4 separate regions of the Homo sapiens genome follow, and regions 1, 2 and 4 are each linked to region 3. The links are chromatin loops, found by intact Hi-C in ENCODE. Cell type or tissue: CD4-positive, alpha-beta T cell. All regions are shown on one strand. Links, peaks and the distances in the headings refer to the core of each region. The heading gives the core; the rest is flanking DNA. Region 1 has its middle 18 kb from the start of PRDM8. Region 2 overlaps ANTXR2 (ANTXR cell adhesion molecule 2). Region 3 has its middle 52 kb from the start of ANTXR2. Region 4 overlaps PRDM8-AS1 (PRDM8 antisense RNA 1).

The links. Hi-C counts contacts between places; a loop is a spot of excess contacts. Peaks named below come from ENCODE experiments on the same cell type or tissue, not always from the same donor. Only the 100,000 strongest peaks of a DNase experiment are listed, where the experiment ranks them.
Region 1: a loop joins it to region 3, with 12 times the contacts of the local background. A loop is called at or near these places in 15 of 110 quality-filtered maps.
Region 2: a loop joins it to region 3, with 4 times the contacts of the local background. A loop is called at or near these places in 5 of 110 quality-filtered maps.
Region 4: a loop joins it to region 3, with 7 times the contacts of the local background. A loop is called at or near these places in 27 of 110 quality-filtered maps.

Annotation. Positions count from the first base shown.
Region 1 is chr4:80,211,491-80,219,492 of GRCh38, reverse strand. No RefSeq gene overlaps it. Among named protein-coding and RNA genes, the nearest start is that of PRDM8, 18 kb to the right of the region's middle. In CD4-positive, alpha-beta T cell, for the core only: CTCF peaks have their summits at 3,661 and 3,860 (motif pointing right); a DNase peak (open chromatin) is centred at 3,862; H3K27me3 peaks cover 49 bases.
Region 2 is chr4:80,056,051-80,063,593 of GRCh38, reverse strand. All of the region lies in intron 3 of ANTXR2 (ANTXR cell adhesion molecule 2), which reads left to right. It also overlaps the pseudogene LOC124900918. Among named protein-coding and RNA genes, the nearest start is that of ANTXR2, 13 kb to the left of the region's middle. In CD4-positive, alpha-beta T cell, for the core only: no CTCF peak of the experiment used is centred there; a DNase peak (open chromatin) is centred at 4,673; H3K4me3 peaks cover 703 bases; H3K27ac peaks cover 2,643 bases.
Region 3 is chr4:80,121,591-80,129,592 of GRCh38, reverse strand. No RefSeq gene overlaps it. Among named protein-coding and RNA genes, the nearest start is that of ANTXR2, 52 kb to the right of the region's middle. RefSeq lists a cis regulatory region at 1,991-2,128. In CD4-positive, alpha-beta T cell, for the core only: CTCF peaks have their summits at 3,793 and 3,996 (motif pointing left); DNase peaks (open chromatin) are centred at 2,092, 3,602 and 3,952; H3K27ac peaks cover 2,820 bases.
Region 4 is chr4:80,181,026-80,189,027 of GRCh38, reverse strand. PRDM8-AS1 (PRDM8 antisense RNA 1) reads left to right here. Exons shown (of 6, transcript NR_183912.1): 6 at 5,604-7,764. It also overlaps a transcript of PRDM8 not described here. Among named protein-coding and RNA genes, the nearest start is that of PRDM8-AS1, 12 kb to the left of the region's middle. RefSeq lists silencers at 3,679-3,973, 4,633-4,812, 4,823-4,872, 4,963-5,142, 5,293-5,342. In CD4-positive, alpha-beta T cell, for the core only: CTCF peaks have their summits at 4,601 and 4,800 (motif pointing left); DNase peaks (open chromatin) are centred at 3,487, 4,367, 4,757 and 6,677; H3K4me3 peaks cover 2,756 bases; H3K27ac peaks cover 2,088 bases.

The DNA of each region.
Region 1 (8,002 bases), core at 1,549-6,548, 90 kb before region 3:
ATAGCCCTAAAGTTTAGAAACCGCAAGGCAATGGAAGATTCACAAAGACCTACAGAGGAGGATTATGAAAATAATATATTCAATATATCTAGTGCCTATCAGCCTATCATTTGACTTGGACTTCCATATTTTATCTCTAATCTTTACCACAACCATATATAGTTGTCAATATTCCAGTTTACCGGGAAGAAAACTGAGATTCAGATAAGTAAGGCGACTTGTCAACAGCACTCATTCCAACAGAGCACAACCACTGAATGGTACAGGGAGTGCCACGGTCTTTCTGACTCCACTGTACCTGTTTTTGTTCTACTTCCCAAGACAGTCTAGAGGGGCAAAGAAGGGCAGTGGTCACTCCTTAAGCCATCAGGACTCTCAATATCTGAATAATCATTTTTATTAGCTGCCTAACCAATAATTCTGAACTCCGACTTAGCAAGTTCTGTCCCACCAATGTATTATACTAAAAAGAAAACAAAACAAACAAAACAAAAACTGCCACTTGTGACTTTTCTCAGTCTACCTAGAAGTCAAATACATCCACTCAAATACACAAAGATATTAAAGATATCAAATATAATTCCCAAATGAAGAATCTGCTTTTAATGTAGATATAGAAAGCTTTCAGGTGGCTTGTGTAGGTTGTCAATTAATATACTTTTAGAATGCAGCAAAAAGAAGACAAAGAATTGCTATGCTTTGGGATATTGAAAAAGAAACAAAAGGCTTTGAATCTCTGAGGCATTTTTTTGACTTTAGAACACTAGAATATCCTCGGCTGCTTGCCAAATAAATGTTTGGTTGAATATAAATAAGCTTATTATCATGCATGTTTATAAGTGCATACAATACAATTGAGGGTTAATAAAACATTTTATACCTAAGCATACTGATATTTTACCAGGAAAAAAAAAAGCATTTTAGTATGCCTATGTTTCTTAGACATTTTTCATCTTAACACTTTCCAAATTCTGAGTACCAGCAGCATTTCCAAAGTACTTCATTACACTACAGCTTCTTACTATTATAAGCCACAGAAAATACATGAAATTTAACATGTATAACTTCAGAAATCTCTTCTCATTTACCATGGCAAAGATCCTTTAACTTTCTAAATTCACCTTCCCTGAAATGTGTATCAAATGAATGTGCATTTGAGTAATAAAATGAAAAAAAAAATAATAAAGTCAGAACAAAGTTACCTTTTAAAGTATCCATTCCACAGGTCTCCACTTAGAATGCCTTCTTTAACTGGAATGGAATATTTTAATTATAGGTTATGCTATGGTTTGAATGTTCCCTTCAAAACTCATGTTGAGACTCAGTCTTCAATGTGGCAGTACTGAGAGGCGGTGACTGACTCATGAGGGTTCTGCCTTCATGAATTGATTTATCTATTCATGGATTAATGGATTAGCGGGTTATCATGATAGGGAAACTGGTGGCTTATAAGAAAAGAAAGAGAGACCCGAGCAAGGACATCAACATGCTCAGTCCCCTCACCATGTGACGCCCCACCAAAGAGAGTCTCCACCAGCAAGAAGCTCTCACCAGATGTGCCTCATCCACCTCGGATTTCCCGGCCTCAACAACTGTAAGAAATAAGTTCCGTTTCTTTACCAATTACCTAGTTTCAGGTACTGTGGTATAAGCAACAGTAAAGAGACCAACACAGATTACTAGGTAGGGCATCATCTCATCATTATGCTTGTTATTTGGTACTGCTACCAATACAATTTAAGGAAATAATGCTATCTTAAAGAGAATGATAATGGTAATCAGTTGACATATGTATCTGTTCAAGGAACAGATATATTAAATTATGTTGAAATTTAAGACATAGGTCAATCTAAGAGGGTTTTGAAACCTACAGAAATTGTTTCTCTAATGACATGTGTGATTACTTTCAATTTGTTCTAGTCACATCCAACTGTTGTTTCAAATTATATATATATAAAATATATATAAATATATATTTAAAAGAGGTACTGCATTATTTTATATATATTTAAAAGAGGTACTGCATGTTTATATACATTTATATATATATATATATATATATATATATAAATGTATATAAATTGCTGAAGCTACCTACCTGAATAATTTGAAGACAATATATAAAAGGCTGGTGCCACGGATAATGAAAGTGATGTGAGGCAGCTACACAAGCTGACAGGAGAAAGAGTATTTCACATTATAAATGGAAACTTTTACTTCTCAAACTAGTTGAATCTGATGACCATATAATTTGTATAGAAAATGCAGTTGAGAGAAGCAGTTAAAATATTCTAACAAGGCGGGTAGTTTCCAGCTTCACATTTGGGACTTCATTCCAAATTTATTTTTCCAAACTTTATTCAGAATAAATGTAAACTGAAAAATTAACCTTTTTTTGTCTTTTTCGTTTTCTTTTCTTTTTGTGTGTGTGTGTGGTGATAGGATAGAAGGAAAAAGTGAGAAAAGTTACTAGAAATATTATAATTAGCCTCCCTGTGTGTCTTATCTCTGGACAAAGCCTCAAACAGAAGTTTGATATCAATTTTTTTCTAAGTACTCTATTTTATTAATGATCATGTATTATAATATGCAGTTTCTCACAACTAATTATTTAAAAGTTGAGTGCTGATAGCAAACTTCCTCTCGGTAGTATTTCAAGACACCTACTAATTTACCATGCTTCCTTATTTTTATTAGACTTATTGACATTTTCACATTAAGTTCATTCTGTTTGAAAGGGAAGTCTTTTGGTGACACTTCTAAATACTGTACAGAAGGAAATTGTATCCAACAATTGGAGCAAGAACAATTTGATAACTTAAGCTCCTTGCGTTATACCATCTGAAATAAAATCTTTTCAGAGGTCCTGCACATCATATGGTTAACTAATTAAGGATTGTGACATTCTTGGGACATACCAAGGGCAACTAAAAGGGAAGTATCTTTAAACTCCCCTTTCCTTTCCTGGCCTATAGAAAGAAAGGCTCTTATAGAATTACCAGTAGTTAATATCATCCTGTGTATTTGTTAAAGGTCAACAAGAGTAAATCAGTTAATAACAACTTCCTAAAAGTTTAGGACAGGAAACAATAAACGATGTTATACTCAAATAAAAGTTGCAAGGATAATTTAGCTGGATAGAGTGTAATTGCTGAAGTTAAAATTAGCCAGGTCACCTTACTCTCATGGAAAAAAAAACTCTGGAAACCTGGCAACCAAATAAATAGATAGGAAGTTCCTTCCCATTAATAAACTTCTTTTAGTTCTATGCTGAAATGTTATTTCAAGGACACACACCAAATAATTCACCAATACTACTTTCTAAACCAAGTTTGGTCACTCACCTAACTATTACAGAGACCTAAAACATAATAAATATAAGTGTATATTATAACTACTTAATCTAATTATATTAGAATTGAAAATATTTTATAAATTACATAGTGTAACCCCATTGTTTTAAATGAGGAAACAGGTCCAGAGAAGTGACTTACCAATGTTTGGTCAGCTATGTTTACATTGGCTGTTTACCATACTACTGACATTCTGTGGGTGGTAAATATTTTTCAGAATTACCTGTAAGTGTTTTTAGCATTCTAGCTCAATGTTTTTGAGAAAGACTATGTTCAACTTTATTGCTCAATATATATAGCAGCAGCGTATACCTTTAAGTGATTGCTAAATATATAACTCAAAAGTTAAAAGTGATTTAGCAGCTAAACAGGAAAGACATCTTTTAAATAACAAAGCATAATTACACACTATCAAAAACCATTTAAAAACATTGCTTGTACTAACCATTCTGTGGTTTAAAACTTGAATTACAAGAAGATGATTCCGCCTGTCTTCCACTAGGTGGCAATATATCTTTTTCTTTAATAGTTTGTTCTTTCCCGGGCTCTGATTTTAAATGGATCTCTAGTATTTTTACTTTGAATAGATACGATGAAAGTTAAGATTGAGGAAACCTTAAGGAAGACACTTAAGAAATTGGGATATACGAGGGGAATAGACAGGGTGGTTTTATAAAAACCTGGCATCAAAACTAAAATAACAGATTCTGCTTCATATATGTTCATAATTAAAATTTACATTATATCTTACCAGATAACGTTAAACATTTGGTAGTTGTTTGTTGATTTAATTGAAATTGGGTTTGCTATTCATTATTGGTAGTGAAAAGCACTGAAATTATTTCTAGTCCTGCTCTTTCTTAATCCTTTTATTTAAAACATCATCCTCAAGGTTAGATCATGATATTTTAAAAGGCATTACTTATTTCCATAACCTGTTTTCAATCATGACTTTGGGGGAAAAAACTACAAAATCACTTATTTTTGTATAGTTAAGCCTTTAATTTAGTGTATTTATGTCGATACTTAGAGATATGTTGTTTCTGAACTAATTAGACGAACATTATTTTCTTCAAAGTAAGATAGGTTTCAGTGAACTATTTGACTAGTGTATTAGTTTCTCAGGGCTGCCATAACAAAATACCACATATTGGGTGACTTAAACAACAGAAATTCATTTCCTCACAATTCCGGAGGCTAGAAGGCCAAGAACAAAGTGTTGACAGGTTTGGTTTCTTCCGTGGTCTCTCTCCTTGGCTTGCAAATGGTCACCTTCTTACTGTATCCTCACATAGTCGCCCCTCTGTCTGTGTTATCTGTGTCCTAATCTACCCTTCATATAAGGACATCAGCCCTATTGGATTAGGACCCAACCAATAACTTAATTTTAAAGGCCCTAAATCCAAATACAGTCACATTCCAAGGTGTTGGGCGTTAAGACCTCAACATATGAACTTGGGTGAGGGGAGGGGCATAATTCAGCTCATAATAACTAGCAAGTCTGCATACACAGCATACTCCACATTTATAACCGACGTATTGTGATATAGAACCAAGAATGCTAGGTTGGAAGTTGTAATTCAAAAGCTGAGAAAAGTTCTTATAGATTATTTAATCCACTGATTCTTGACCCTTGATGCACAAAGATTTTTTTGAGGCACTAGCAATGCCCTGACAAAATACCCAGATATTATGATGAATTAATTTGGAGAGGGACCAGTCACTAGTATATTTTTAATACTTTCTAAATGTTTCTAATAGGACCACAATGAATAATCATTGATTTAGACAAATATTTCCCAGACGTGGTTAGAGAATCATCCAGAGGGTTTATTAAAATGCAAATCACAGGCCAGGTGCAGTGTGGCTCTTTCCTGTAATTCCCAGAACTTCTGGAGGCCAAGGCCGGAAGATTGCTTGAAACCAGGAGTTCAAGACCAGCCTAGGTAACAAAGCAAGACCCCATCTATACAAATTTAAAATAAAATTATCCAGGCACAGTGACATGCACTTGTAGTCCCAGCTACTCGGGAGGCTGAGACAGAGGACTGCCTGAGCCCAGGAGTTGGAGGCTGCAGTGAGCTATGATCACACCATTGCCCTCTAGCCCAGGTGACAGAGTGAGTCCCTATTAAAAAAAAAAAAAAATCAGTATCCTAGCCACTGCTGCCCTCATTCTGAATCTCCAGAAATTAGAGCCAAGCCTATTTACCACTCTCCCTAGTAATTATTACAAATTCTGAAGTCTGAGAATCTCTGATCTCATCTAACTCTCTCATTTACAGATGAGAAGACTGGAGTTTAGAGAAGTTAGTTCATTCAAGGTTACACAGCTGGAGAATGGTGGAGGCAGAATGAGAATAAATGTTTAATCTGACTTCTAATCTAATTTCTTAGCAGGATTCTTTGTGCTTATAAGCAACTGTGTGGACTTTAGACTTTATTTAGCAACTGTGTAGCCGTGGCCCCAGAATTAGAGGGCACCTACTCTTTCTTTCAGGCATGTGCTGACACATCTAGAAGGCAGGATCATCACAGCTATGTTTATATAAGGGTTGCATTCCAAGAGCCCTTATTGTGTTTGGAAATAATAAGCAACATCAGAACTGATGGGTGATTGTGAATACTGCATTATACCTGGTGCTCCTTTGGCCCCACCTCCTCAGACTCAGGCCTGAGTCCTAGGTGAATGGACACTGCAGTAGAAAGTTAAGTGACGTGAAGTGAATGGAAGAGTCTGTTTCCCTAGTACCAAAAGTTTCTGCAGCAAGAGTCAGTGGCGTCTGAATCACTTGAGGCCTAGAGTCACTCACCATCAGAAAGTGGCAGCCTCCGTGCAGTCATCAGCTGGCAGAGAAGCAGCAGTAGTTGACTAGCAGGCTGGAGTTGAGAGCAAAATGTTAGCTCAAGAGTTTTCAATTCTGCTGTTATTATTCATTTGAAAAACATAGCTTCAGACAGCTCTTGGGAGCTTGATGTCAGAGCCTGAATTGGTGAGGTTCGTGAACACACACATACAAATAAGTTGTGAAACAATTTTAGAAAATGAATGTGTAAAAATCCAAAAAATTCCCAGCACTTTGGGAGGCTAAGGCAGGTGGATAAGCTGAGGTCAGGAGTTCAAGACCAGCCTGGCCAACACGGTGAAACCCCGTCTCTACTAAAAATACAAAAAATTAGCCCAGCGTTTTGGCGGGCGCCTGTAATTCCAGCTACTTGGGAGGCTGAGGCAGGAGAATCGCTTGAACCCGGGAGGTGGAGGTTGCAGTAAGCTGAGTTTGCACCATTGCACTCCAGCCTGGGCAACAAGAGTGAACCTCCATCCCAAAAAAAAAAAAAAATCCAAAAAATAAAAAGCAAATTCCTCAGAGGGTGATGGTAGATGCACACTATATTTTCCATAAAGATTTAGCTTAAACATTTTCTTGAATAGGTACTTGCTCATGCAATTACATTTTTCTTGTTCTTACTAATGACCCTAACTTGAGTGGGCAAGGAGGAGTAAAATGTGAAAATCAATCTGAAACAAAGATAGAACATAAATGAAGTTTTTTTAAAAGTCTGTATTTACAACAACATAATTCAATTTACTGTCCATATTTCTGGAACATAGCTATTTTCTAGACTGATGTACTCCTACATTTTAATTTAAGTCATCATAGGGCTAGTTCTAACCTCTCTTCGGTGTTTCAAAAGTGAGGATCAAGAGCCACCTACTCTAAAATCATCTGGTGCTGGTTGCTGAAAATGCAAGATTCTAGGTCCCACATAAGATTCATCAAATCTCTGAGGGTGCCTATGGGAAACTGCATTTTTAACAGCTACCTTGGTGATTTAGAAAGGTCTCTCCCTGTGTGATCTAACTCTACAGTGTCCTATGGATAGTATTACTTTTTCTTTCCTTGTGAGCTCTTATTATCTATGGTTTATAATAAAATTTTCTGAGGATGGAAGGATTGGGGGAAATTATCTTCTTTTTGAGCCTTTTCTTATGGAGTCAATAACATGGGGAAGTCATTGCCAGAGGTCCCCTCTTTTTAGCATCCTTATCTGATTTTCTATTTGGCCATGTGCCTGGGTCTTCGAGCAGGCTGCTGTAAAGAGCCAGTATGACAGGCACTCAGAAATTGTACATTAAACTTTAAATTTCTTCTCCTGAAATGTATTCAAAGGAAAGCCCCCATCCCAGAGAAGAGAGTAACTTGTGAATATATATATATATATATATATATATATATATATATATCTGAAATATATATATGAGAAATATATATATCTAAAATTCCAAGTTTCTATTTCTGAGTTGTTATAAATAAATGTATTTTGAATATTTAAAGGATTTAAGAAATTCAAATGTGAGCTGCTGGCAATCATATAACTTGATGAGACTTGTTTTACCATGCTATTAGCTTTACTATGCTTGGAATTAGATTTTTGAATGTTAGGTTTCCTAAATATCTCCCTGGCTTTAAGTTTAGGCATGTTTGGAGGTTTAATAAATACTTTCAGATGCAGCCTCAAAGTCAAATACCTCTGATTTGGAAGGAGTTTTAGGCATTATTACCCTGGTGGAGAAGTACCTCTGCATATCGATCCTTCATCTTTACTTAGACTGCTCCAAAATTAGAAATTAAGCTTTAAAAAGCAAA
Region 2 (7,543 bases), core at 2,544-7,543, 67 kb after region 3:
ATGCAAGAAAAGAAGTCTAGAGAACATACAACAAATTGTTAACAATGACACTGTCTTAGGCATGATATTGAAGGTGGAAAAAACCTTCACAATTTTAATTTATATATATATATGTGGTTTGATTTTATTTCAACAAGAATGTATTGTTTATAAAAAAAAATGCTGAAATTAATGTTACTATCTTGGAATCAAAATGGAATTCAGAGGTTGGAAACAAGAAGCATTCAGGAATAGAGCATATTCAACCATTACTATGGAGAGTCCTGAGGTTTTTTGTTAATGAAAGGACCAGAATTGGACCTTGGGTGGAATAGGCATAGGAGCTACATACTAGCTGTGTGACTTCTAACAAATTACTCACCCTCTTGCTGCCCAATTCCTGGGCCAGTTAATAAGAGTGAATTATTCCTACCATACAGCAATCTTGAGAAAAGTATAATGTGTGAGAAGGACTAACTAAGGTTCTACACATAAAGAGAACACAATGGGTATTTATAACTTTATCAATTCACTTTTATTTCTTTGCTTCTATCGCCTACCTGCAACTAACTACCTTTTAATTTTTTCTCATTTATAGTTTTTCATTTTTTTTCATTTTTCTTTTCTTGCTGTTGCTTTGATGATTGCATAGGAAGGAGGCCAAGGCTAACATGGGGTTTGGCAGTTATCAGTGGACACCATCCTTATTTTCATCATGATGTATCAGGATTCGAGCAGATGTTTAAAGAAATCAAAGGACTATGCTCAAAGTGACACAGCTAAGCAGCTAGAGCCAGGGTTCACACCCAGGCCTGATGCTGTGCATGAGCACTTCACCACCGCACTGTATTCACACTCTCTGGGTTCTCCTTCTCCAGTTTTCAATCAGTCAGAATTAGTCACAACTCAAAAACATCGTCATTCCCTAAATTTATTCTATTCTTAAAAACCAGTGAGGGGGTGAAAAGATGAGACAATAGTTGGGTTAGCTAAAAAAAATTCCATTAGGCAAGTATTTACTCCTGTTTTGAAAAGTCTGTTTTGGCCACACATTGTGCTAAACCTGAGGGGTCCAGGCAGGGCAGCAACTCAGATTTTAGTGATGGACATGTTAGCAGTCACTTTCGCTGAAGTCCCACATCTGTTTTATGAGCATGTTCTAGAAAATTAAGTACATTGTTACTCATGCCTGGGAGACAGACCTGGCACACGGAAGTGGTAAAATGCAGGGGTTGATTTTTCATGATTTAGTAAGGCAGTGAGTGGGAAAATGGAGTAAAAGTATGCAAAACGCAGCAGGCCTGAACTTCAGGTGTGAATTGAGTACCACATTTTGGTAGGTGCAGGCCAAATTGGAGAATATTTTTGACAAAATTCAGATTGTACAGGGTATTTTGTGAGCAGATATTTCTGGATCTATGACTGCTACCTTGGATTTGCTGGTCTGGACTCTGGACCACAGAAGCCTTGGCCTATGTTGGCATTAGAATGACATGTTAAATAAACAATAAGCATATTTTACATAGACTATAGTAAGATACAGCTAAAACCCATTAGTTCCCAAGATTTTAGAATGTATTAGCAATAGCAATGTGTGTCTTTAGAAAAAATCTTTCACTCATTTGAAACCTTTAAACAATTTTTAAATTGAGGAACTTGGTGAGAACAAATTACTTGTTAGAGGTTCATCCGTTAAGCAGTATGTAGGGCAGTAGTATATAGTAACACAGTTAAGTAGAGCAGGTATATATGAATGAACATATTTCTCTTCATACAGTTTTTTTCTATTTTTCTTACTCAGGTTAATTTTGTGGTTTATTAATGGAAGGAGACAATAAAAGTATCAAAGTTTACTGAGCAGTTACTATATATTACATATTTTACTAAATTCTTCATATGCAATAGCTCAGGTAAAGTACAATTCTAAGTGAATTCTAAGTGAATTATAAATCATTAGCAATTTTGTATAGTCATAAATAACATCTTGAGAACATTTTCGTTTCATATTCTACTCAATCTATTAAATTTTACCCTAAAAGAAACATTTCAGGATGCTGTGTAATTGGCTAATTATCATAAAATCCTTATGTATTGCTACATTTTGTTTTGGAATTACTGTTTATTTCAAGCAGATTAAGTCTGTGGCTAATAATCTATTGAGAGTAAAGAAAATAATTTACTTATGATATAAATACCTATAGTATTCCTGCAATTATATAAATTGGCATTTGACAACATGAGTGTGTGAGGCTTTTTGTTTTAGTGGTAGATTATTTCTTTGGTGGCTTCCAATGAAGCATAGAATACACACACACACACACACACACACAGAGGCACACACACACTTTTTACTTTTTAAAATCTGGGTCTAGGCCTACGATTTATTTACTTCAGTCAATAGAATGCAGCAGACATGAACATGAAACTGCCAGTTTGAGTTCCAGGCCTAAGATTTATTAAGGCATGGTAGTTTCCTCTATTGTTTTCTTGGAAACCATCTGTCATATGAAAACTTTGACTACTCTGAGACCACCATGCTAGGAAGAAGCCCAACCTAGCCATGTGGAGGAGAATCGAGACTCTGGTTAACAGTCTTAGCTGAACTCCTAGGCAACAGCCAGTATCAGCGCTGGCACCGACTTGCTAACCATGTGAAGGCATTCCGCTTCTAGCCATTCCAGTGGCTCAACTGGCAGCATGTGAAGCATGAGAACTGCTCATTCAATGCACAGTGCCATGAGAAACAATCAATTTTGCTGATAACCACTAATTTTGGGGTACACTAGACTCCCCTTATCTGAAGGAGATCTGTTCCAAGAACCCCAGTTGATGACTGAAACAACAGGTAGTGCCAAACCCTATATATACTATTTTTTTCTATACATACATACCTATGATAAAACTTAATTTATAATTTAGGCACAGTAAGAGATTAACAACCATAACTAATAACAAAATAGGACATTTATAATAATATACTGTAATGAATCCTTACAGTGGCCCCATGGGGGAGATATTTATATTCCTATTTTATAAATGAAGAAACAAGGTTGAGCTTGGAACTAATCTCTATTCTGTCTATAAGCTCATGCACATCTTCATCCATACCATCCCAGAAACTATTTATGGTTTAAGAGATTATCCTATTTACCCAAAACTCTCATACAGAAGCAATGACTGGCAAAATAGGTAATTCAAAACGCATTCCAATAACACAAGAAAGTTTTAAAATTAGGTTAGATCAGAGGTTCTTAATCCTGGCAGCGCATTAGAATACTCTGGGGAGTTTTCAAAGGCCAGTGATAACCCTGACCCAACACAAACATGTGAATTAGAATCTCTTCAAATAGAGTCCAGAAGAGCTTTTGAAAATCCCCTCAAATGATTCCAGTGTACAGCCAGGGTGGAGAACCACAGTGCATATATAGAGCTTTATGTGAGTGACCCCTGGACTGAGTGTGAGGAATTCTCACATCACTGTGTAGAATCACGGTGTTCACATACAACAGATGCTCAACAGATGAGTGTAGACTCATTGACTGAAATCCTGAAAGAGCTTTGAAATCTGGAAAGTTAAGACAATGTGCATTGGAAAGTTCAAGTACTGTACAGACACATCGTAGAAAGAAAAAGTAGGAGATACTGAAAATAAAATTATGCCTTCATTGTTAGTTGGTCAATTCAGGATTCCCTGCAGACTGTTTTATGACACCATGATTTCAGTCTATCTTTATTTTAGTTATAATGCCTTGCATACCTTCCACATCCAAAGTGTTTCAGAGAAAAGCTACTGATATGGCACAGTGCATGGCAGTTGTGGTGGCTATTTTCCCTTCCCTTCCTCACTCCTCTCCTCTTCTCCCCTCTCCTTCCCTTCCCTGCCCTTCTCAGCAAAGAAATTAGGGAGATACAAATAGAGCTGAAAGTGCTAATTTCATACATTAAAAAATTAGCCAAGCCTGGGCATAGTGGCTGAAGTCTGTAATTCCAGCACTTTGTAAAGTCAAGATGAGAGGCTTGCCTGAGGCCAGGAGTTCAAGACCATCCTGAGCAGTATAGTGAGACCACATCTCTATAGAAAATTTAAAAGTAGCCTGGTATAATGGTATATGCCTGTAGTCTCAGCTACTTGGGAGACTGAGGTGGGAGGGTTGCATGAGTCCAGGGGTTTGAAGTTGCAGTGAGCTATGATTGTGCCAGTGCACTCCAGCCTGGGTGACAGAGTGAAACTCTGTCTCCAATATATATGAAGCCTCTAAATGAAAGCGAGGAAAACACCATATATATATATATGGTGTTTGTGTGCCTCCTCTCTTTCTCTTTTTCCCTCCAGTTGATAATGGAATTTGGTCCCCCAATTCTCAATTAAAGAAAACCAGGGCTTTAATATAACATTTTGTTTGTTCAATTCCTGTCTCTTTCAAAAAAGTATTTGAGGCTGCATAGAAATTAATAGTGTTGCAGAAAATTAATAAAATATAAAAAGAAGAGTGCTAAAATTTTGGAAAAGGGGATGAAACACTATGATAACCACATGAACTTAACAGAATTTTGTGAATGAGTAAGAAATTTACTGTGGGCTTCCCCAGTAGTCAGGACAAGAAATAAGTTTGCATGGTTGTCAAGTGCAGAAAAGAGGAAGTACATAGCAACTACTTGGGGGTGACAAAGAAACTTCTGCTTTGAAATGTTATAGGGGACGATGCGTGTCATGACAGCAGCATCCTTGACAACTGCTTCACAACAAATACAAAGTAGTTTCAATATTGCTGTTCCCTGTAGTTGAAGACATAACTTGAAAGCCAAACTCAGTGAAGCTGATCTTCTAAGATGTTGAATTCAAGGAGTTGAACTTATCTTTATAACATAACCTTTCTTTCTTCTTGTTCTTAAAATTTTAGTCATTTTCGCTTTCATTTAGAGGCTTTTTTTTTTAACATTACAGTGGGGATGAATGATTTCTGTTTTTAACCTACCACATTATTTTGCTTTTTCACCGTTAACTGTTTACCAATTGAAAAACTTAATATTTATTTTCAGTTGCTTGGGATTCTTCAAGGGTCTGAGATCTGTCTGCCCTGTCTTGTTTTGGCCTTTGTTTCCCCTAAAGTGATACCTTGTTGATTGATAAGAGGCTGACAGACTTCAGGTAGTTACCCTGAAGGGAGTACAAGGCCAGGACTCACATGTGTTTTTCTTGGCTATGGAAAAGGAGCACTTTCCTCTTAGGATCATGCAGCTGCAAAAGTAATGATGGGATTGAGTGGAGCTTGGAATCTTATGGTGCAGGTATAGGTACAGATAGAAAAACCGCAAACTGCTGTCTCTCTTCCAGTGTAATAAGCTAGCAGATACCTGACTGTACAAAAAAAAACCTTGAATCCACGTTTGGGAAGTTCCTTTAGCTTAAAGTCTTGTGCTGGTGTTGTCTGGGACTCAGCAGCAATGGTGAGCTGATTTGAACTGAATGGAGAAGGCTGTCTTATGCAAAATCTGTTTGTGTAAACTTGCATTTCACTTGTTGGCAGCAAACACTAATGCTCAAAGACACACTGCCACTCATTTCTGAAAAGCACCAAATATTTGACTTTTATCTGCATTCAGACACAATCAGTTTCAAGTTGTTTCTGTAGCTATCAAACGTAAATATTTTAGATACAACAAGCTTATGAATTACATAACTTATGCTATCATCCTTGGAATTATAATTTTTTTATGATATATTGAAAAATTTATTGAACACTTACTTTGCAAATGACATTATAATAAGTACAGAGCAGGGGAATACAGCATAAATAAAAGACATGGTAATAGCCTAATGTAAACTTTCAGTGTAGTTGAAAAGTGAATATTTAAATTAAATTAGTTAAATTATTAGAAAGTTGAATGTTTTTAGGAGAGAACTTTTTTTTATTATGGTAAAACATGAATATGAGTATGACTAGAAAGCTTGGGGTGACTCAGAATAAGAGTGTAATGAACTTAAAGAATGGTTCAGAATAGGTAGACTTTAAACCAAATATTTAAAAAGACAATTAGCAAGAGTTAATAGAGATGAGTGAACCAGGAAAGAGAAGGATTAGGGTCATACCTTGAACATTGTCTTCTGTTACCTGGAAACTTTATGAGATGGAAAACTTGCCTGATAATATTTTTTATTGCGATATAAAAATACAATCAAGAAGTTACTTTTAAAACGTATATAAGGCTCTGGTGAATGGATTATTTATTTCAATTATTTGAAACACAATATTGCAGCATGACAAAATGTTTTGAAATTATTTTTGACATATTTTATAACCGCATGTGATATAAACGTATACACACATGTACCTATATAAATGTTGTGTATGGCCCCAGTAAGTTCCTTGATGTTAAGATGATACTTCTTACAATTAATCTCCTTCATCTATCATCCTCAGTAGGAGTGAGTACTCTTCATGTGTTATTTACAATTTTCTAATTCAGTTTATCATTTCAAGAATTTTACATTTAAAAAGGCACTTCTTATCACTTCTCAGCCTTTTGGTTAAGATCAAGTGTAGTATCCATTCTCACCAGTTTAAAAAGGCATTTTTTTTGCTTCTATTGAAAAAGTCTGAAAACAATATCTTAAGATATCTTCTTATCTTTTAAATTTATTATAAAACAAGTTTTGAATTTAATTTGGATAATTTTGCCACATTATTTTACTTATCTTTTAAGATAATTGGTTTTATTTATTTTCGAGAGGTTTCAAATCTATATTTTAAAAACTCTAAAAATTGGGACTTCCCTTAACTGATACACATAAAATAGCTCTTAATAATATTGTAGTCATACCCCATTTAGACAAATTCAGTTGGGATAGTGAATTAGTCATGATGAAAGAAATTATTCTATAGTTTTTAATTGCTTTCATTCATAGTGTCTCTTCCAAGGATTCATTACCTTCTAATTCATCCATCTATCCATACATTCATCCATCTATCTATCCATCCACCTATTTTTTCATTCATTCATGAAATATGTATTAAGTACCTACTATGTTCAAGGGAATGTGCAAGGGAATGTCTGGATGGGTGAGAAGGTGTCATAAAAGTGAATAAATCATGAGACTTACGACTCTGGGAGACAGTAAGAAAAAATGTTAATTTCTGTAAATAAGGGCTAAATAATGTGCTTTAGCAATTCGCAGATAACAAGGAAAATTTCCCACTTTTAGAGAGATGGAGTGAGTGTTTCAGAAATGCTTTGTCATTGAAGATGAGCTACTCAATTTTTGTATTTTTGTGGATAAGGGAAGGTATATTTTACTCCTTTTAGGAAAACGAGTGATTGAAGATATCTGTTCTCAGCTCAGAAGGCCTAGAATATGCAAAGATTTTTCAAGACATTGTTAGCACATCAATGTCTATTTTTGGTAGTTAAAATACAGAAGTTATTAAATACTTACTAAAATTACAAAAAGTATATGAAGTTATCTGCCTTCAAAGCCCATGTTCTTTCCTCTGCTTCCTACTGAAGAAAGCTTAGTTACAATACTGCCATGTTTTTTAAGAAGTGTTTATTGTTACCTTTGCTC
Region 3 (8,002 bases), core at 1,728-6,727:
GGTCAGGAAATTTAGCCCTAAGATATTTCAAGAGGTTAATCTTAGAGAATAAGTCTTCTCAAGATCATTGAGAAGATTATAAGAGGTTATATGTGTGAAAAGTTAGTGGAAAGTACTACGTGTAAAACACCATTGTTTTCATTTTTTAATTGGCAAAGGCATGATTAGTGGCAAAAACAGGGTCTGTAAACTGTATTTCATTTCTTTTACTATAATATCATAAACATTGTCTTCCATTTCCTCGAGACCAATTTTCCTTTTCTGCTCCAACTACTATAAAATGATAGTATCAGATAACAGTGAAAAGGAAATAACTCAGGTTCATCAGTCTTCAGTTCACACAAAACAAGGCAATATTAGGTGTCTGAGTAGTTGTTAATAGCAGCTTGACTATGTGAGTGTCACTGGGCTGTGAATATTTTCTGAAGTTCATCATGTTGGCAGTTTAATGTGAGATATTTTATAGGGGAGGGGTGGGTAGGAGAATATGCAGAAGATCTAGCTCCTATTTCCTGTTGATTGTAATCACATTTGTCACTCACCTGCTTGAACTGCTAAAACCCTTTAGGAGCCTGATTGAAGAAGCCTCCTGTTAAGTGGAAAAAAGTCTCTCCTGCTTCTTAGCAAATCACAGTAAACATGTCAACACATTATGGGATGCAGTAAACTTTTGAATATATGAACATCTGATGAGAAGATCTTTTTGATCAGAGCTTTAATGTTGGTTCAATAGGCAGGACTAGTTATCCGTTTTGTTTACTTTCAGGTATCTGAGGCAGTTATACACACATGCTGGGATTTGGGGTCAGTTCCCTGCGAAATGTATGGAAACACATTTAACACATAGACTTTTGAGTCTTCTCTCCCCGCTGACCCTAGTATTTTAAAACAGGATGTCCTGGCTCTAGGAAAGTGCCTCGATATTCTAAAATAGATACATTAAATACAGTACAAAAATGCAGTTGAATTTTTCTTCTGGATGTTTGTAGCACATTTGTGCAAATTGTAAATAATTTGTTTTGCTGAATTTTCTTTAGCACATTCTTAGTGAGATAGTAATATTTAATATCACTGACAAATATATTGGGCATCTCTAGTAAAAGTTTTTCTAATTATTTGGAAATGTAGACATTCAGAAGTTGTCATAGCTATAAATACTGATAATTTAAGAAAACAATAATTGCTCTGATGACCTTAGTTATAAGAATAAATATTCCTACTAATAATAACCACTGCTACATTTATTGAGCACTTGTTATGTTCTAGACATTGTTCACAACATTTTCCATGCATTAGCTCATTAATCACAACAACCCTGAGGTAGGTACTACTATTATTCCCATTTTAAAGATAGGAAAACTGAGGTACTGAAACGTTAACTACCTTGCTCTGGGTTACATGGCTAGTGAGTATTAAAGCTGTAATGTGAACAGTTACTCTAACTCTAAAACCAGTACTCTTAATCACCAGGCTAATTATATTCTACTTTCTTCAGTTTTTATTTTTCATTTTCTGTTTTTTTCATCAGTCTCTCCAAATTCTCTTTCTTGCTCATCCTCTCTCTTTACCTGTACTATCACCATCCCCATTCATTTTGCGGGTATCCGTTGCTGTTCATCCTCCCCTTCTCATCCTCTCTTTCTTTCTCATCACACTACCTCTTCTGTCTAGAATTTCATCTTCCAAAGTCTTCTTCATGTAAAAAATATTTCACTAAACAAATACAAGTGTTTGTACCTGAGGTTTTAATTGGAGGCTTTGAAGAAAATAACAGGTTAGAATTGAGAGATTGTAGGTTCTAACATTAAGAGAAATGAGGGAGGAGACATTTTACCAACATTTGAGTTGAAGCTTCATCCAAAGGTATTTAAGGCATTGAGTTTCAATGGATATCCAATGTTCTGGCCCCTAATGTCTTTTCTCTTCACTGTTTGATTTCTCCAGGAGAATTAGGTGGCTGGTGTGGGGTGGGGGTAGGGGCAGGTAAGGAGAAGCAAAAATAAATACATAACAAGGCAGGATACAGAGGTGATTCACTAACTGTCAGGAAGTTTAAAGTGTGAACAAGACTGCCAGTAGGAAGTGAGTCACTAACAGGCAACCCAGGGGAAATCTCCCAAGAGAGAAGAGAAAAGTTAGTTGAAAGAGAGTTGACTGTTGGGAAAGTTATTAAAGTAAGGTCTTCAGTAGACACAGTAACTTGGAGGTTTGATGTATAACAGGGAGAGGCTATCTGATCCCTGATAGCTCCCTTGTTCATGCCGGAGTTTTTTTTTTTTTTTTTTTTTTTTTTTTTTTTTTTTTTAGTATTTATTTATTTATTATTTTTAGTAATTCTTTTCCTTCTTTTAAAATAAAAATAAGCTGTAAGAAATAAAGTTAATATTTATCCAGAAGTCTTATGCACTAGGTACTTTATATAAATCATTTTATCTTAAAAATAACTCTGTGAAGCAGACACAAATATTATCTGTATTTTCCAGATAGGAAAACTGAGAAGTTAAGTATCTTGCCCAAGAATACACAGGAAAGGATGTGGCAGATACAATATTAAACAAGACATCAGGCTCCAGAGTCTACCAGACCAACCACTTTGCAATATTGCCTCTCATTATTAATAAATGACTAATTTCTTAGTGAAGGCATGAGTAGATAAGGCTCTTTTTTCTCCTCATTTATAGAAAAACTCAGAGAAAGAATGAGACAGAGCGACTAGAAAGGAGGAGGAAGGAAGGTGAGAGAGAGTGACAATTGAACAAAAGAAAAGAGTGATGACACAAAAAATAACAATAGTCAATAACATTTTTATGTGTTTCTTCTGTTTCTGTGCCAGAAACTTTGTTAGGCAACTTGTATACATTACTTTATTAATCACTCCAAGCACTTCATATGTGGATGCTTTTATTTTACCTCCTTATATTTATGAAGATGTTGGCATGGAAAGTTAAGCAAATTGCCCAACATTATGTAGCTAATATATGACAGAGCTGGGCTTTGAACCCAGGCCCGGGGATCCTTTTCCTCAACCACATTACTGAGCAGACTGAAAAGAAACTCCTAATGATGACTGGGGTGAGGCTAGTCCTCTGTAAAGTTACCAAATTGATCATTGTTGGGGTCTTCAATTTTTTGTCCCCGTTTAATAATTATAGTCTAGATGATCTGAACCCCTCCTCCCTAAATTGTTATTGAGAACCACATGGTCAAGCTTAGATTAGGAGACAGTATGGAGAGCAGCTGTTAAAATTCCAGCAGTGGGGTCTTCAATTTTGTAATATTTGATAGCCTTAATGGCTGTTCTCCCCTCCTTTCTGCCCCATGAGTGGGTAGCAGAAATTCCTGAATGAGAACTGCAAGCTAAGAGTCAGGAGGACTGCTCAGCTGGAGGGTGGGCAATAAAACCCAGTATAACACAGCATGAAAATAGTTTTTGGGGAAAAGAGATGTTGGAAATATACAAGCTTCAAAGCCTAGAGAGAAGAAAATTCAGATTTTTTGGGGGGCAGGAAACAGTAGCTGATAGTAGATGTGGTTATGATGTCACCAGGACTTCACCCAAATTAGCTCTTCATGACTTTACCTAGTGCCGCAGATGAAAGGAAATTAGATTCTCAAAGACTCAGGAGGATTAGAAGCTGAAGGCACTATTTTATTCTAAGCTGGAGATAGAAACAAGATAGGTCAGACCACAAGGGTCTGAAACCAGACTTCACAGGCTAGACTAAGGCCTGTTAGTTGAAAAAGCAATACCCCTGGCAGGGAAAAGCAGAATTTTCCGAATCTTGTAGAGGCTTGGGTCATATGCAGTGGTTTGCATCTGTTGACCACTCAGGATCCCGGTTACAAATACCTTCAAGGCAAATTATCCTCAGATGTCAGCAACATTTATTCATTTGTTCATCAAACATTCATGTTCTTGTAACGTGCCAGCCATGGTGCTAGGTGCTGGGTATATAGTAGAAAATGAAATAAATGTAACCTCTGCTCTCATGAAGTTTGCCATCTGGTGGAGAAGCCAGCAATTGAACAGATAAATACACAAAAACAAGTTTCAAGTTATAGAGAAATGAAGGAAAAGTGAAAAGTGCTTTGAGGAGAAGAAAGGCAGGGACATTGTACTGGACACAGAGATGAGCTATGCAGATCTTCCTTCAAGAAAAGACTTTCTGAGAATTTTTGCCTCTATGGTTATCAGTGACAGTGACCTGTAAGTTTCTTTTTCTGTTGAGTCATTATCTGGCTTTGTTATCAGGGTAATGCTAGCTACATAGAATGAATTTATGAAAGTATTCCCTCCTCTTTAATTTTTTTGAGAGTTTGATTCATTATTCAAATGTTTGGTAGAGTTCAGCAGTAAGCCATCAGGTCCTCAGCTTTTCTTGGATGGGAGACTTATGGCTTTTATTCTACTACTCATTGCTGGCTTGTTGAGGTTTTCTCTTGCTTCATATTTCAATCTTGGTAGGTTTTATGTGTTTAGGAATTTATCCATTTCTTCTAGGTTTTCCAATTTGTTGGCATATAGTTAGTTGCTCACACTAGTCTTGAATTATTCTTTGTATGTCTGAGGTCTCAGTTGTTATCTCTCCTTTTTTGTTTGTGTTTTTATATATTTATTTGGATCTTCTCTCTTTTTCTTTGTGTAACTAAACATTTGTTGAATTTTTAATCTTTACAAAAAAACAACATTTTGTTTTGTTGATATTCTGTATTTTTTTTGTCTCAGTTTTACTTATTTCTACTCTGGTCCTCATTATTTCTTTCTTTCTACTAATTTTGGGTTTGGTTTGTTCTTGCTTTTCTAGTTCCTTGAGATGTGTTTTTAGGTTGTTTATTTCTCCTTTTATGATATAGGTGTTTATTGCTTTAAACTTCTCTCTTAATACTGCTTTTGCTGTGCCTCATAGATTTTGATATGTTGTATTTTCATTTTCATTTGTTTCATTCTTAATTTCTTCATTGATCCATTGATCAATGCAGAGCATGTTGTTTAATTTGTACATGTTTGTGCATTTTCCAAGGTTTCTCTTGTTATTAATTTCTAGTTTTATTCTATTGTGGTAGTAAAGATGCTTGATATGATTTCTATTATTTTGAATTTGTTCAGACTTGTCTTGTGGCTTAAGATATAGTCTACTGTGAAGAATGTTCCATGCACTAGTGGAAAGAATGTATTTTTTTCAGCAGTTGAGCAAAATATTATGTAAATATCACTTGGGTCTATTAGACCTATTGTGCAGTATAGTTCCACTGGTTCTTCGTTGATTTTCTGTCTGGATGATGTTCCCATTACTGACAGTGTGGTGTAAAAGTCCCTTACTATTTTTGTATTGCATTCTATCTTTCCCTTTAGATCTTTTAATACTTGCTGTATATACCTGGGAGCTCTGGTGTTGGGTGAATATATACTTATAATTGTTATAATTTCTCTTGCTGAATTGACCCCTTTATCATTATACAGTGACTTTCTTGTCTCTTTTTACATTCTTAGATTTGTAGTCTGTTTTATCTGATATAAACATAGCTATTCTTGATCGTTTTTGGTTTTCACTTGCATGGAATATATTTTCCTACCCCCTCACTTTCAATCTATGTGCATTTTTGTAGGTAAAGTGGGTTTCTTGAAGGCAGCATATAGTTGGGTCTTGATTTTTTTATATTCAGCCAATCTATGCATTTTACATGGAGATTTCAGACCATTTACATTCTATGTTATTGTTGATGAGTAAGGACTTACTATGGCCACTTTATTGCCTATTTTCTGGTTGTTTTCAGACTTTTCAGTCTTACTATATTGCTTTGTGTTGAAGTGGTTTATCTGGTAAGATGTTTTAATTTGTTGCTTATTTTTAATGTATCTATTACAAGTTTTTGTGCTGTGGTTATCATGAGGCTTATGAAAAACATCTTAAAGATATAGCAAGTTATTTTAAAGAGATATTTTGATCACAAATAAAGTAATAGAAACAAACAAAAGCACACACACACACACACACAAATACTAGCAAACTGAATTCAACAATGTATTAAAGGCTGGGTGCTGTGGCTCACGCCTGTAATCCCAGCACTTTGGGAGTCTGCGGCAGGTGGATCACAAGGTCAGGAGATTGAGACCATCCTAGCTAACATGGTGAAACCCCATCTCTACTAAAAATACAAAAAAGTAGCCAGGCATGGTGGCAGGCGCCTGTAATCCCAGATACTCAGGAGGCTGAGGCAGGAGAATGGTGTGAACCCAGGAGGCCGAGCTTGCAGCGAGCCAAGATTGCGCCACTGCACTCCAGCCTGGGCGACAGAGCAAGACTCCATCTCAAAAAAACAAAACAAAACAATGTATTAAAAAGGTTCTTTGCCATAATCAAGTTGGATTCATTCCTGGGATGCAAGAATAGGTCAACATATGCAAATCAATAAACACGATATATCACATTAAGAGAATCAATAACAAAAGCCATACAATTATTTCAATAAATGCCAAAAAAGCATTTGATAAAATTCAACATATCTTCATGGCAAAAAACCTCATCAGAATGGGAATAAAAGGAACATACCTCAAAATAATACAGGCCATATATGACCAGCCCACAGCTAACATTGTACTAAATGGGAAAGAGTTTAAGGCTTTCTACTAAAATCTGGAACAAGCTCAGGATGCCTACTTACACCACTTTTACTCAACACAGTACTGAAAGTTCTGGCAAGAGCAGTTAGGCAAAAGAAAGAAATAAAGGGCATCCAAATTGCAAAATAGTAAGTAAAATTAGCCTTGTTTCTATAACATGATTTTATATCTGGAAAAAACTAAAGACTTTATCAAAAAACTGTCATAACTTGTTAATAAATTCAGTAGTTTCTGGGTACAAAATCAGCACACAAAAATCAATAGCATTTATATATACCAACTAAGATACTTCATATAATTTCTATTTCAATTATCTATTTCTATTTCAAAAAAATCTGAAAAATTAATCAAGAAAGCAATTCCACTTACAATAGCTACAAATAATATAACAGACATTGAACTCAATCTAACCAAAGAATTAAAAGAGCTAAACAAGGAAAGCTATAAAACACTGATGAAAGAAATTGAAGAAGACACAGAAAAATGAAAAAATGTTCCATGTGCATGGGTTGGAAGAATTAATATTGTTAAGATGGCAGGAAAACACAAAGCAATCCCTATCAAAATACCAATGACATTCTTCACAGAAATAGAAAAAAAATCCTATAATTTATTTATTGGTTTATTTGATTTCCAAATTTTAAGTACGGGGTACATGTGCAAGATGTGCAGGTTTGTTACATAGGTAAATGTGCACCTTGGTGGTTTGCCGCACAGATCATCCCATCTCCTAGGTATCAAGCCCAGCATCCATTAGCTATTCTTGATGTCCTCCTTCCTCCCACACCCCACCCTCTGACAGGCCCCAGCGTGTGTTGTTCTTCTGCATGTGTCCATGTGTTCTCATCATTCAGCTCCCACTTATAAGTGATAACGTGGTATTTGGTTTTCTGTTTCTGTGTTAGCTTGCTGAGGGTAATAGCTTCCAGCTCCATCCATGTCCCTGCAAGAACACTATCTAGTTCCTTTTAATGGCTGCATAGTATTCCATGGTATATATGTACCACATTTGCTTTATCCAGTCTATCACTGATGGGCATTCAGGTTGATTCCATGTCTTTGCTATTGTGAATAATGCTGCAAGGAACATACGTGCTCATGTATCTTTGTAACACAATGATTTATATTCCTTTAGGTATATACCCAGTAATGGGATTGCTGGGTTAAATGGTTTTTCTGCCTCTAGGTCTTTGAGGAATCACCACACTGTTTTCCACAATGGCTGAACTAATTTACATGCCCATCAACAGTGTAAAAGCATTCCTTTTTCTCCGCAACCTCACCAGTATCTGTTGTTTTTGATTTTTCAGTAATAGCCATTCTGACTGCCGTGAGATGGTATTTCACTGTGGTTTTGATTTGCATTTCTCTGATGTTTAG
Region 4 (8,002 bases), core at 1,829-6,828, 59 kb before region 3:
TCCCCTACACACCCAAGTCCCGGAGCTTGGCAGGACGAGGTAACTGATGCCCGGAGGCAGCAGCTACACCACTGGCACTGGAGCTTTGTGCAGGGCGAGTTCCCCCCGTGGCTGCCCTCACTCCTTGTCCCAGCGCCCGCACGCTGGCTTCGAGCGGAGCCCTGTGGGCCGCACGACAGACGGAGCTCCCTGTCTGGCTCGCGATGCCCGGCGGAGCCTCCTTCTCCTAGCCCACGCAGCTTCCGCGCAGGAGCAGCCCTGAACGGGAGCTTTACGTTTTCCCCACGCGCACCGTCTCAAGTTATATGAAACTTTCCGCCCAGGCTAGGACTGGGGATCAGGTAATAGCGGTCAGTTGTGGGTTCCCAGTTGCTCTTCCTCCTGAAGGATCCAAGAGGCAGTGGTTAAGAGGTTGATATTTGGGATTTTGAACACTCAGGTCTGAACCCGGGGTCTGTAATCTCCTACCTGTGTGTTTGAGCAAATTACATAACCTCTCTGAAATTTAGTATCTTCATTTGTAAAATAGTAAAGACAACATCTATCTCATAGAGTGGTTATGAAGCCTGGGTTCAGATCCCAGCTAGGCCACTTGCTTGAGTTAGTTAGTATCTCTATGCTTTTGTTTCCTGTGAAGCAGGGGGATCTGTGAAATAGGGATATTATAATATTTAACATCAATAACATCATATTTAAAGGGTCAGCATAAGAATTAAGTGTGATGAGGCTGGAAGAGCATTCAGCCTAGCACAAAAGAAATGCCCAAAGTTTAAAGCAGCTCAGTGTCTTCTGCTTTGGAATGCTGGGTAAATAGAATTTTTAAAATCTCAGCTCTCTCCTCCCAATTTTTTTCCTCTTTGGAGAGAAACAAGATGCAAAGATGCATGTCAGTGTGTGGGGTGGTAGTGACTGGAGAGTTGGAAGGAAGTAGCTTGTGGTAGAAAGTTAGGTGACCCTTGTGGAAGCTGAATGCGGGTCCTCCTGGCCTTTTGTCTTTAGTGTTTAGGTACAAGGTAAAAGGATTGAAAAGGCAGAGAAAAGGGACTTGGAACATGGAAGACACTCAACAAATGTTTCTTGAACAGAAAATGACATTTCAAAAATCAGGGAGACAAAGAGTCTGTCTGAAATGGGAATGGAGACCCAGAGCTGGGATTGACTGCCATCTCTTGGTGCCAGGTTGCCAGTAGGCATTTGGGGCTCTATAGGAGCATTTCTGAGTGACTTTATGTTACAGATCTCAGGAAGGGGGGTGACATTACTCTAGAAGAACAGACTCCGAGGACAGGAGGAGCAGGAGGTTGCATCCCCCTGCATATAGAGAAGGGGCATAACCCAACAACAGACGCGGAGCAAACCTGACTCAAGAGAAGTTACAAGTAAAACTCAGGTGAAGAGAAGAAAAGAGAAATGATATGGACTATCTTGGGGTGAATTAGGCCTCCAGTATAGGGTTGGACTCTGTATATCCCCCAAACCTTGGAAATTCAATTTGGAGCCCCAAACCCTAAATTCACAGACATCCCCTAATTATCTCCATAGCTCAGACCCTTTCAAAGTAGAGAAGCATACCTGCATTACCAAATGCCCCATCATTTCCCCCTCTCCTTCAATACCAGTATCATCCTCTGACTTCAAATGGGAGCTCTTAGCATTCTTTTCTGTTCTTCATAGATAATAAAATAATGGACAATAATATTTTACCCATCAACTAAGAGGACATTCAAGAAAACGTGGCCTGAAACAGCATTCAAGATGATATTCTTCTGCTTCCCCCCGCCCCAGGGCAGAGAATGCTGATACAGCAACAACCTGGGGTATTTCGTAAACTTCTGGCTCTTAGTCCACTACCCTGACTAAAAGGTGCTGTTAGCAAAAAGGAGAATAAAATAAAACCAATTCCTCAGTGTTCTACCCTGGGGGCAAAGGAGACATTGGTGAGAAGGAGCCACAACTTGGAAAAAGATTTATTTTTCCTGGCCATAAATCTCATCCCTTGTTCCTCTGCCCAACGAAGCATGATAAAGTCCTTTTCCATAAAGTATTCAGTATTAGAGCCACAAAGCTCCCCCAATCAGTAGCCATCTGCTTCTACCATAACTGCTGCTCCCGAAGCAGGGAAAGCAGCACAGAGAAAGGGCACCACTGTTAGGCTGCTGGACAAATGAGGAGCCTGAATAGCTTTGGTTTTCCTTGTGTATCTGTATCTATAGAGACAGCAGAAGAAAGGCCGCATTATATTGATACAACAATTGTAAAACAAAACACGGAAGAGGCATCTAAAGGGCAATATCGCATGCATCAGGGGTCCCCAGATAAAAGGGGCACTAACAGATTTATAGAAACTTTTAATTGGTTTTCAATTGAAAGCTAAAGAGGCCAGGGTGTAGCTGTGAAGAGTGGCAAAGTGCTCTCCTTCAGCCCTCTGGAGGCGTGATCGATTTCATGAAGGGAGAAAAGAGGAGACCCTACCCGCCCAGAGCTGCTGCTTCTTTGAGGGCAGGGAGCAACTCCACATTAGCAACTTTCCTCTTTGGCCAGGGAGTTAACTGATCTGATCTTGACAATCAATCTCTCTCTCTCTCTCTCTCTCTCTCCACCCTGCCTTCTCTCTCTCCCTTCTCTTCCTTCCTCCCTTATTTCCTCCCTTCTTTCTTCCCTCTTTCAGACCAGTAGGTAAGTGGAAAGAGGAAGGAAAGGCTGCAAAAGTAAATCTAACATTCCAGTTCTGGAAAAAAAAAGGCTCCTAATAAGGCCCAGACTTTAAACCTGTTTACCCGCTAGTAGGGAGGCCTCTGAAAGTAACAGGAGTCTGACTCTTATCCTACCCCATCCTTCCTCTTCTCCATTTCTATAACAACCCAGTCTTTCCTTTTCTATACCAAACGGGAAAAGCTAAGCGTCACAGGAGTCTCTCCACCTAGTGCAGTGAGAAGTTTTCCCTTGTGGCCACCGGGTTTATTTCAGAGTGGATCTCTCCATTCAGCCAGTACCGCGCGCCTTTTCCTTAACGCCTTCCTGAGAAGCCAGCTGCAGCGACGGTGGCCCCCGCCAGCTTCGGTGGACAGCGCCCACCCATGCAGCAGCCTCGGACGTCCGTCCGTCTGTTCCTAAAGCTAATTTATTGGCCCGACCCTCCATTACCATTTTCGGCTTCCTAATTAATCAACGATAAAAGGCAATGACGCAAATTACGATTATGAGGGAACTGGAAGACGGTTTTGAATAAAATGGGAGAAGGGAAATATGATTAATTGAACGACATGATAGTGAAATCTCAAGTGCGAGAAAAAGGCCCCAAGGGATCAAACTCTGAACTCATCCGTATTGCAGGTGCGCCCCTCCTGTTGTCCTAGTGCCCTCGCAAGGGGACAGCCCCTAAATTCAGTCACATGGGTCCTAAGCCTTCGGAAGAGACCGAACTGGGTTCCCACTCCAGCTCCCAACCACACTCTGTGCATGAGGCCCTTCCTCCAATCCTACCCCTTCCTCCAATCCCCATCACTCACTTTGCCGCCGCCCCTGACGATTTTCCGGGCTCCTTGCCGGTGAGTCTGCTCCACTTCAGGACCGCATTTTTATTGAAGTGCACCCTATTATTTCGCTAATGAGTTGCGGGTCTCCTCAGTTTCCCTTCTGTCCTTGCACATTCCTCTAGCGAGGCTTTTTGTGAAATTGTAGGAAAACAAGTCTAGTAGGTCAGAGATCGCATTTGCTCGTGTAAGGGATTAATAAAGCTCTTGTCTGATGCTGCTTTTTAGAATTACGTTCGGGATTAAAAGACAGACTCAACACAGGCACACATTTTGCATCCGCTGGTGGTTGTGATTAATTTTTCCGAGGGGATTTGGGCCGGGAGCTTACGGAACGTGCTCTCTGGGTCTAAAACCCAACGACCTCGGCGCACGGGCGAGCGGAGGGTCTGGGGGCACTGTGGGTACGCGCCAGAACACTGGGGGATTAGAGAGGACATCGGACGGGCGCGGAGTTGCCAGCCACTGCGGCCTTTCAATGTCCCTTCCCTCCCTTTCCCCACCCCCAGCGCAACTGCTTCTGAAAAAAAACGGTGAAGACTGTCCGGGGAGGCTGTCTTTAGGGTTTTGGAGAGAAGTGGGGGGCGGGGGAGAGAGAAAGAGAGATACTTTTGACTGTCATGACTTTTCGAGGGGAGAAAGGGGCTCAGTACAAAGCCACTGAACTTTAAGCATCCGTCTAGCAAGGGAAATCCCCAGCTCTGCATTCCAGGGAAGCGCTGCCCCAAGTGCATAACTCACCCCCCAATCAAACAGTCGCCGTGCCCCGTCCCCCGAAAAGAATGACTTCAACCTCTGAGAGCTGCCATTCTCAGGGCTGCTTTCGCGAGCACCCAGGGAGGCACCTATGGAGAGGAGCCAGAGCCAGAACCTGAGCGTGAAACACATCCATCCCCTCCACACTACCTTCCGGCGGGCGACAAACCCTCCCCCCGCCAGTGATCAGAAAAGAAAAGGAAAAGTACCGGGGTGCAAGCGGGGAGGGAGGGGGAAGTAAGAAAACAAGCGCAGAGAGAAAGAGAGAGGAAGAGAGGACGAGGGAGGGGGGAGAGAGAGAGAGAAGCAAAAAGGAAACGAGAGAGGAGTACAGTTAGAACTGAGAAAAATGGGGAAGGGGTGGTCGCGGTGGGCGGTGGGCATTACCGCTTTCCAGCGGAAGGGGGCATCTTTGCGGCAGAGGCAGCGTTCCCCGGGGCGGGGGCGGGACGCCGGGGCAGAGCCAGCCCTGTAGCCCCGGCCCCGGGGTGCTGGCGCCCTCTTCTGGCTGCTGTGCGGCCGCTCCCTGCTTCTCGCGGGTGCTCTGGTCCAGAAACTGTTCCGCCCTCCGCGCCCAGGATGAAGGGGCAGAGGGGAGGAAGGTCAAGAAAGAGAGAGGGTTGGGTACCGGAACGCTCAGGCTCCTCCTTCCCCGCCCTTCGCCTGCCCCGCGGCTTCCTTACCTGGGGACTGTGGGGCTCCTTCCCCGGGAGCGCAGCTACTGCGGGCCCCTCGGCGGCCGCTCTCCCACCCCAATCGGAGCCTGCCGAGGAGCCCGTCCGCCTCGCGAAATGGCCCCGGTCTCTGCTGCAGCAGCTGGGAGGGAGGGAGCGACCGCCGGCTGCTGCCGGGCGGCGTCTGGGGGCCGCGAGCCGAGCGCAAGGAGAAGCCATCTGGAGCCTCGGCAGCGGGCGGGGGTGGGGGTACAAGAGAAGGGGCCAGGCTGCTCGGCCCCAGGCGGGCGCGGGGCAGGGCTCTGGCGTGGGAGTGGCGCCCAGTCGCCCCAAGTACTGCGTGTGTGTCGCGGGAGGGGTGGTGTGGGGAGGTGTGTGAGGGTCATGGCCCCTGGGGAGGAGGAGCGGAGGCCTGCCGTTCTCAAGTCCCGCCGATTACAGGGCAGCCCGGTACCCGCAGGTTTAGCAAAAGAGAGGGGATCCTCCTGGCAACCACCAGCCCCCCTCCAGCCATTCTCCCTCCGGGGATGGAGAGCTGGGCGAGGACAACCCAAGCACTCCTACACGCTCACACACCCGCTGTCCGTCAGAAGTGGTTTGCTCATTTTCCTCTCTTCCCACCTTGTCCATCCCACTCCAGGAAACATTGCTCCCCAAACGGCACGGATTTCTGGACGCCTCCACCTTAAGACAGCTACTTCAGCCAGAACGTGGGACAGGCACTAACGGGATATCACCCTTGGGGATAAACACGCTCCAGTTTCCTGTGGACGGTGGAAGAGGAAAGAACAGGAGAAGCTGCCAAAGGGATGGGGTGTAGGAAGCTCATCCTTGCACGTTTAGACTAGGGAAGAAGAGAATATTAGGGATGGGGGAGGGGGGAGGATGGGAAGTGTAGTTTTTCCCCTTCCTTCCTTTCATTTCAGATCCCATTTAGTGCTTTTATTTCTTTAATTTTGAAAACTATTTCCCTTTCCTGAATCTGGATGCGGGCAGGGAGCGAACTCAAGGAAATGATGAGCATGGATGAGAGCCAGGGGACAGGAGATATGTCCTGGGAACTCAAACTCTGCTGCTTCGCCACTGTCTCCGAGATGCCCTGAGCCTTAGCCCAATGTAAAGGGAGCTGATTGGGTGTATGGGCAGTGGCGGGTGGTCTGAGTAAGAAATAAAATGAGGGCAAGCCAGATCTACTCCCATCCCAAAGCATTAAAAGACACACCTCCCCACCCCTCAGCTGTCTTGTGTCCGGCAGAATGGCATTATGTAAAAGATCTGGCATGTCACCCAGTGGCACATCTGGTAGGTGTAGATGGCATTCATTAGCACGGGGCTTCTACTCTGCAGCATGCCAAAGCTCTGACAGAGATGCCCGCTGCCAATCATTCATTGGCTGCCAATCCCCAAGCGCGGCCGGGCGGGATGGCTTCCTTCCACCCTGGCATCAGGAGTGGAGGAAACAATGTGTTGAGATAGAAGAGATGAAAGTGGAGCTGAGGATGCGAGGCACCCAACAGATGTATCCCATGAGGAGATAACGGTGCTAAAAGTCATTTAGCAAGAAAGCATATGCAGGATCTCAGGAGGGAGGCTTGGGCAGGGGGTCTGCTTGCCTAGGGCTGAGCTGAAGGAAAAGCAGGGGAGCCCTTTCAGAAACCTGAAAGTTGAGGTTGCTTCTCTAAAAACACACAAAGACCAAAACCTCAACCCCCTAAGTGTAGGATTTCCCCCTCTCTTTGGTTTGTCACTTGTATCTCTTTTTATCTAGCAACCTAACTACCTCTGTAAAGGTCAACCTTTGTCATGTTTTTTTCTGAGGACCGAGATGAAGAGCACCTTCCTGTTTTAAATTTTGCATAATTCTCATAGACTAGTAATTTGGGGGCTAAGGGGAGGAAGACTGTCAGGCTATCTTCAGTGCATCGTAAAAGGCAAAGGTCTTATTTCCATTATTAGCTTTTCAGAGGGGATAAAGATGAACAAAGGAAAGCAAGGAAATTATTAAAATGGCAAAGGAAGATTAAACACAAAATCCAGGATAGAGGTTGCCTTTGAGGTTGTTCTTTTTCTTAGGCTGGGTGGCAATTAACAAAGTGTTCAGCGTAGTTTTTCTTTATGCCATATACATATTTTACATTCTTTTTATCCATTCACAACTTAATAAAGCAACAACAAAACTCAGGGCTTTGAAAGTTTGTGGAACTTGGTGTTTAAGTTGACTCTAACTTAAGCTCTTTAGTTTATATATATAATATATATTTGTGTGTATTATCTATACAATTATACTCTTTTTAGTATATGTTATAAAATATTTGGGACATATACTATAAATTTATTCATATTTTATCTAAAACTGAAACTTTAGTTGGCCATTACATATATTTATTTGCTAAATCTAGCAACCTTGGGTATGTTGGCTCATGGTCACAATATAGCTGCTGTAATTCCAAGCATCAAACCATCGTTTTAAACATGAAGAAAGGAACAGGGGCAAAAAGCTGTGGTTGTTTGCTTAATCAATGAAAAGAATACTTTCACTTTCATTAGGCAGACCTGGATCTCCTGGCCACATATACATGCAAAAGAGTTTGGGAAAATTAGCCTTTAAAGTATAAAAAGATAGCGATAAAGGACTGGGGATGGTTGTTGGGTTGCAATCAAAGGTGTCTGACAAAGAAACCGAAGATCAAAGAAGAGTTAATGTTAACATCAAACAAGAGTATAGCTTATCAAGTTTTTTCATTGTTTTAAATAAAAGTTTTCTGTTTTCATTATTGTGATTAAAGGGATACTGTTCTTGAGTTTAGCAGTTTCTTTGTGAATTTTATCAAATATTTCAAAATAAGGGCTTGGTCTTAATGTGTTCAGAAGACAGCTAATGTAAAATTTATCTTATATTTAGATGAAATTAGTATTTGCATTAGTAGTATAATTAGAATGTACTTACAAATTTAAGTGAAACAAAGAAAATGATGTTACAAGGACTGGGATTTGAATTCCCATTCTGCGACTCATTGGGTGTGTGACTTTGGGTATTTT